2 separate regions of the Homo sapiens genome follow, and region 1 is linked to region 2. Evidence: read pairs that join two places in POLR2A ChIA-PET (ENCODE). Cell type or tissue: OCI-LY7. All regions are shown on one strand. Links, peaks and the distances in the headings refer to the core of each region. The heading gives the core; the rest is flanking DNA.

Region 1 (2,913 bases), core at 143-2,642, 280 kb before region 2:
ATTGAAAAAAAAGTAGAAATAACTCTTAGATTTAGAAATCGAGTAGGAAATAACTTTCCTACACTTTAACCTTATCCAACATTTTTTCGTTACTTGCATTTTTGTGCTTTGGAAGTTTCTCGGGAAACTTTTCTCAAGGTATCTTTTGAAAGTACTACATCTTTTTTTTTTTTTTTTTTTTTTTTTTTTTTGAGATAGGTTCTCAACCAAGCTGGAATGCAGTGGTACAATCACGGCTCACTGAAGCCCTGACCTCCTGGGCTCAAGTGATACCTTTACCTCAGCCTCCCAAGTAGCTGGGACAATAGGCGCATGCCACCATGCCTGGCTAATTTTTGTGTTTGTTGCAGAGATGGGGTTTCACCATGTTGCCCAGGCTGGTCTCTTAAGTCCTGGCCTCAAGCGATCTGCCCACCTAAGTCTCTGAAAGTGCTGAGAGTTCAGGTATGAGTCACTGCTCCCAGGTGAAAGTACTATATCTTTTAAACTTGAGGGACGTTGTTGATTTTTGAGACAAATAGTAAATATACACTAAATCGTTTATTAAGTCTTATTAAGTCCCTCAGGCTTCTAATAGTTTTGAGATTACTTTTGATTATTGTATTCTAATATGGAATTTAAAGGATGGTTATATACTTTGTAAAGATGAGACGGTTTGAATGTGATTTCAACATTGAGGATTAAATGTTTTGTTTTTCTTTAACTGCAGGTTATCTTGTCTATGAATTTGACAAGTTTTGGTTTGAAGAAGAACCAGAAAGCATTATGTATTTCAATTTGTATAGAGAGAAGTTTCATGAAAAGATTAAAGGACTTTTACTGGATTGTAATGTAGCACTTACTTTAAAAGTATAAATCATCCACTGTATCTTCTATTTCTACCACATTTTGCACATTCAACAGAATTTATATGTTGTAATAGGAATTATCTGATCAATTACACTCTTATATATAATTTCCTACAAAAATATTTCAGAAATTCTATTTAAGAAAGCTAGTGGACAATCAGTGTATGTTTACAATTGTTTATACACTGTTCTCCAAAGGTACCTTATCCTTCCAAAGATCCCCTCTGTAGAGTCATGCGAACTACAGTTTGGAACTTGGGACTTAGCCCGTTGGTGTAAAAGTATAAATCAGGTATTTGTATTAAATTGATTAAAATGTGTAAAATCAATTTTCGTTTTTATGTGTTATAGGGTCAAGTTGGTATCTTTTTCAAAGCTCTTTAAGATTTTTTTGGTTTTTAGTTTGGAAATGGCTGTTTTTAATTTTGTCTGATTTTTATTTCTAGGTTAATTAACAGCAAGTGTTTCTTTATGGTTTTCTTTGTTTGCATCTTAATTACATGTCATAACGTTGCTTCATTAGTAGCAAATAGAGCAGAGATACAGCAGAGAGAATAAAGAATTAGGGCCTCCTTTTGGGTTTCTGTGATTATTGAGCATAACTGATGAGAGAATGACAGTATTGGTGACTAGCTTTTTTGTTTTTAAATAACACACTTTAAAATGCCACAGTGTTATTTGAAAGCTTAAAGGCATTTTCTCATCTTCAGTATTTGCTTTTTATCAGTTGTAGAAAAGAACCTTAGTGTTTTCTTCTCTACCTATGTATGCTTATGAAACCGCTCTACCTACATATGAAACTTCTCTACCTATGTATGTTTACGAAAAGAGATGTATTTGCCAAGAAAATCTTGATTATATAAAAGACAAAAAGATTATAAAAGACAGTTTCTGTTTAAGTAAAACTGTCTTTGAAACTTAAGAAAGCTTAAGTTTTAAAAAAATCTCAGTTAAACATCATTGGTTTATTTGACTTACTGTTAACTCTTGCTTCTCTTTGACTCCATGGTGTTTTTAGATAACCATGTATGAACTTTATGTTAATGGTTTGTGGGATACTAAAATAGCTTGAAGATGACTTGATGACTGTGCATTTTATATAGTTTTATTCTCCTAAAATCTCAGGAGGGCAGCAAGTGCTGTCAACGATTATATAGTGATGAGATTTTTATGGGAATGATTTCTTCTTGGTGCGTTTTACACATTTGTACTGATAGCAAAACTAAAGTTTAAAGCAGCAAAGTTTAAGTTCTCCTTAAATCCTACAGAAACCAACCTTTTAAGGACATAATTTCATCTAAAACATGACGATATTTAGCACACCTTTTAATGTGGGTATATATCAAGTGTTTAAGGACTGGCTAGTATGTGATAGAGCAAGACCTGAGACTTTATAAGTATTTGCTCGTGTCTGTTGACAGACCTCTTTCTTTCAAACTTGTTAGAAGAGTGGTAAGACATATCCAATTGGAAAATAAGATGCAGTGTTGTATAGCACATACATTTAAAGTGCTTGCGTTAAAATTAGTTTCTCAATAAGATAAAATTATTTTAAAAATTTGGTTCACTTTATTACAATAGTGGCAATTTAGCTTTTCAGTATTACAGGAATTTAAAAATTGGTTTCTTGTAGGGGACATCTCAACTTTGGGAATATCTTCACTTAATTTTTAAAAAATATTTTCATGCTTTATTGTCCAGCTATACAATATGTCGCAAAATCCTGACAAGTTCATTGTATTAAGGTATTAACTATTACATGGAAAGCAATTCTGTTCATCTTTTGATGTTTGTGTTGAAAATGCTTATCTTTGTGTTTTGATCTTCCAACAGCTGAGAGCTTGAACTGATTTAAACATTTGTCAATATACTTAAGAATGCTTTAAGTAAAGAAGGGGAAAATTTTAAGTAAGTTTTTTCCCTTCTAGGAAGAAAAACTATGATGATGTTAAGAAAATGTCATTATAGAGCTTGCTCAATAATATGTTCTTTAAATCCACCTCCATTTGTACATTATAGGTATCATTCTGTTTTTGCTTAAAATAATCTGCAACCATTTCAGATA
Region 2 (2,913 bases), core at 280-2,779:
GGTCTTTACAATTTGGCATGTTTTTGCAGTGGCTGGTACCGGTTGTTCATTTCCATGTTTAGTGCTTCCTTCAGGAGCCATGTAAGGCCAGCCTGGTGGTGACAAAATCTCTCAGCATTTGCTTGTCTGTAAAGGATTTTATTTCTCCTTCACTTATGAAGCTTATTTTGGCTGGATATGAAATTCTGGGTTGAAAATTCTTTTCTTTAAGAATGTTGAATATTGGCCCCCACTCTCTTCTGGCTTGTAGAGTTTCTGCCAAGAGATCAGCTGTTAGTCTGATGGGACCCGACCTTTCTCTCTGGCTGCCCTTAGTATTTTTTCCTTCATTTCAACTTTGGTGAATCTGACAATTATGTGTCTTGGAGTTGCTCTTCTTGACGAATATCTTTGTGGTGTTCTCTGTATATCCTGAATTTGAATGTTGGCCTGCCTTGCTAGATTGGGGAAGTTCTCCTGGATAATATCCTGCAGAGTGTTTTCCAGTTTGGTTCCATTCTCCCGTCACTTTCAGGTACAGCAATCGGGTGTAGATTTGGTCTTTTCACATAGTCTTATATTTCTTGGAGGCTTTGTTCGTTTCTTTTTATTCTTTTTTCTCTAAGCTTCTCTTCTTGCTTCATTTCATTCATTTGATCTTCCATCACTGATACCCTTTCTTCCAGTTGATCGAATCGGCTACTGAGGCTTGTGCATTAGTCACGTAGTTCTCGTGCCGTGGTTTTCAGTTCTATCAGGTCCTTTAAGTACTTCTCTGCATTGGTTATTCTAGTTATCCATTCGTCTAATTTTTTTTCAAGGTTTTCAACTTCTTTGCCATGGGTTCAAACTTCCTCCTTTAGCTTGGAGAAGTTTGATCTTCTGAAGCCTTCTTCTCTCAACTTGTCAAAGTCATTCTCTGTCCAGCTTTGTTCTGTTGCTGTTGAGGAGCTGCATTCCTTTGGAGGAGGAGAGGTGCTCTGATTTTTTAGAATTTCCGGTTTTTCTGCTCTGTTTTTTCCCCATCTTTGTGGTTTTATCTACCTTTCGTCCTTGATAACGGTGACATACAGATGGGGTTTTGATGTGGATGTCCTTTCTGTCTGTTAGTTTTCCTTCTAACAGGTGTGTTGCAGTTAGCTGCACCTCAGCTGCAGGTGTGTTGGAGTTTGCTGGCGGTCCACTCCAGACCCTGTTTGCCTGGGTATCCACATTGGGGGCTGCAGAACAGCAAATATTGGTGAACAGCAAATGTTGCTGCCTGATCGTTCCTCTGGAAGTTTTGTCTCAGAGGAGTACCCAGCCGTGTGAGGGGTCAGGCTGCCCCTACTGGGGGTGCCTCCCAGTTAGGCTACTCAGGCGTCAGGGACCCACTTGAGGAGGCAGTCTGTCTGTTCTCAGATCTCAAGCTGTGTGCTGGGAGAACCACTACTGTCTTCCAAACTGTCAGACAGGGGCATTTAAGTCTGCAGAGGTTTCTGCTGCCTTTTGTTTGGCTGTGCCCTGCCCCGAGAGGTGGAGTCTACAGAGGCAGGCAGGCCTCCTTGAGCTGTGGTGGGCTCCACCCAGTTCGAGCTTCCTGGCTGCTTTGTTTACCTACTCAAGCCTAGGCAATTGCGGGTGCCCCTCCCCCAGCCTCACTGCCGCCTTGCAGTTTGATCTCAGACTGCTGTGCTAGCAATGAGCAAGGCTCCGTGGGCGTAGGACCCTCTGAGCCAGGCGTGGGATAAAATCTCCTGGTGTGCCGTTTGCTAAGACCATTGGAAAAGCGCAGTATTAGGGTGGGAGTGACCCGATTTTCCAGGTGCTGTCTGTCACCCCTTTCTTTAACTAGGAAAGGGAATTCCCTGACCTCTTGTGCTTCCCGGGTGAGGCAATGCCTCGCCATGCTTCGGCTCACACTCGGTGTGCTGCAACCACAGTCCTGCACCCACTCTCCGACACTCCCCAATGAGATGAACCCAGTACCTCAGTTGGAAATACAGAAATCACCTGTCTTCTGTGTCGCTCACTTTGGGAGCTGTAGACTGGAGCTGTTCCTATTTGGCCATCTTGGCTCCACCTGCTTTTTTTTTTTTTTGAGACGGAGTCTCACTCTGTCACCCAGGTTGGAGTGCAGGGGCGTGATCTCGGCTCACTGCAAGCTCCGCCTCCCAGGTTTATGCCATTCTCCTGCCTCAGCCTCCTGAGTAGCTGGCACCACAGGCAATGTATTAGAACTTCTTTAGGTCCAACAGCAAGACACGGTGCAGAGCAGGAGAATTTCCTACCAGTTAGGTGGTAACCAAGAATAATTCTAGACAACAGCTAAGTGATGACAGGTGTAATCTTCCTGCATACATGGTTTCAGTGTCAAACGCACTATTTCAGTTTCTAACATATTCAAGCACGGACAATATATGAAACATGCACATTTGTGTACTGTGTGGAGCACCTTTTGTTTTTCTGGCTATTGTTGTCTTGGTTCCTCTAATTTGCTTCCAGTTTGTGCAGGGCATGCCTAACAGTGAGCTGGAGGTCTGGATCTTGCAGGGGTTTGTCCCATAGTTTGGGTGACTTGGATAGGACCTGAACTTGTCCTACTGGAGCTGGTGTCCACTTGCTTAAGAGTGGCTAGTTCTTTCACTCAAAGCTGCTGCTCTGGAGAGCCATAGGTAGGTGTAGGAAATGGAGGTACAATGAACTTTCTAATCACTTCCCTTATGATAAGAATGCCTTTATATTTGTATCTGATATCTGTGTTACAAAGCACTTTCAAGTTGCTAAATATTATGATTTCTGTAAGAATCTTGTTGTCAGGAAGGATTATTATCCAGAGTCCACAAATGGAGAAACTGAGAAACCTAGGGATAAGAAATAAGGAGTAAGAACAAATGTTACTTTTTGTTACCATTTACTGAGCACCTACTAGGTACCAGTCATGGTCATCACTGC

The links. ChIA-PET counts read pairs that join two places held together with the same protein. Peaks named below come from ENCODE experiments on the same cell type or tissue, not always from the same donor. Only the 100,000 strongest peaks of a DNase experiment are listed, where the experiment ranks them.
Region 1: POLR2A ChIA-PET joins it to region 2 with 5 read pairs; 2 of 35 experiments call an interaction of 5 or more read pairs at or near these places.

Annotation. Positions count from the first base shown.
Region 1 is chr4:140,549,521-140,552,433 of GRCh38, forward strand. It overlaps ELMOD2 (ELMO domain containing 2), which reads left to right. Exons shown (of 9, transcript NM_153702.4): 9 at 710-2,913. The coding sequence ends at 855. Among named protein-coding and RNA genes, the nearest start is that of UCP1, 18 kb to the right of the region's middle. In OCI-LY7, for the core only: no CTCF peak of the experiment used is centred there; no DNase peak of the experiment used is centred there.
Region 2 is chr4:140,824,453-140,827,365 of GRCh38, forward strand. No RefSeq gene overlaps it. Among named protein-coding and RNA genes, the nearest start is that of TBC1D9, 70 kb to the left of the region's middle. RefSeq lists enhancers at 1,251-1,772, 1,773-2,293 and silencers at 1,452-1,501, 1,652-1,701. In OCI-LY7, for the core only: no CTCF peak of the experiment used is centred there; a DNase peak (open chromatin) is centred at 1,579; H3K4me3 peaks cover 1,119 bases; H3K27ac peaks cover 1,961 bases.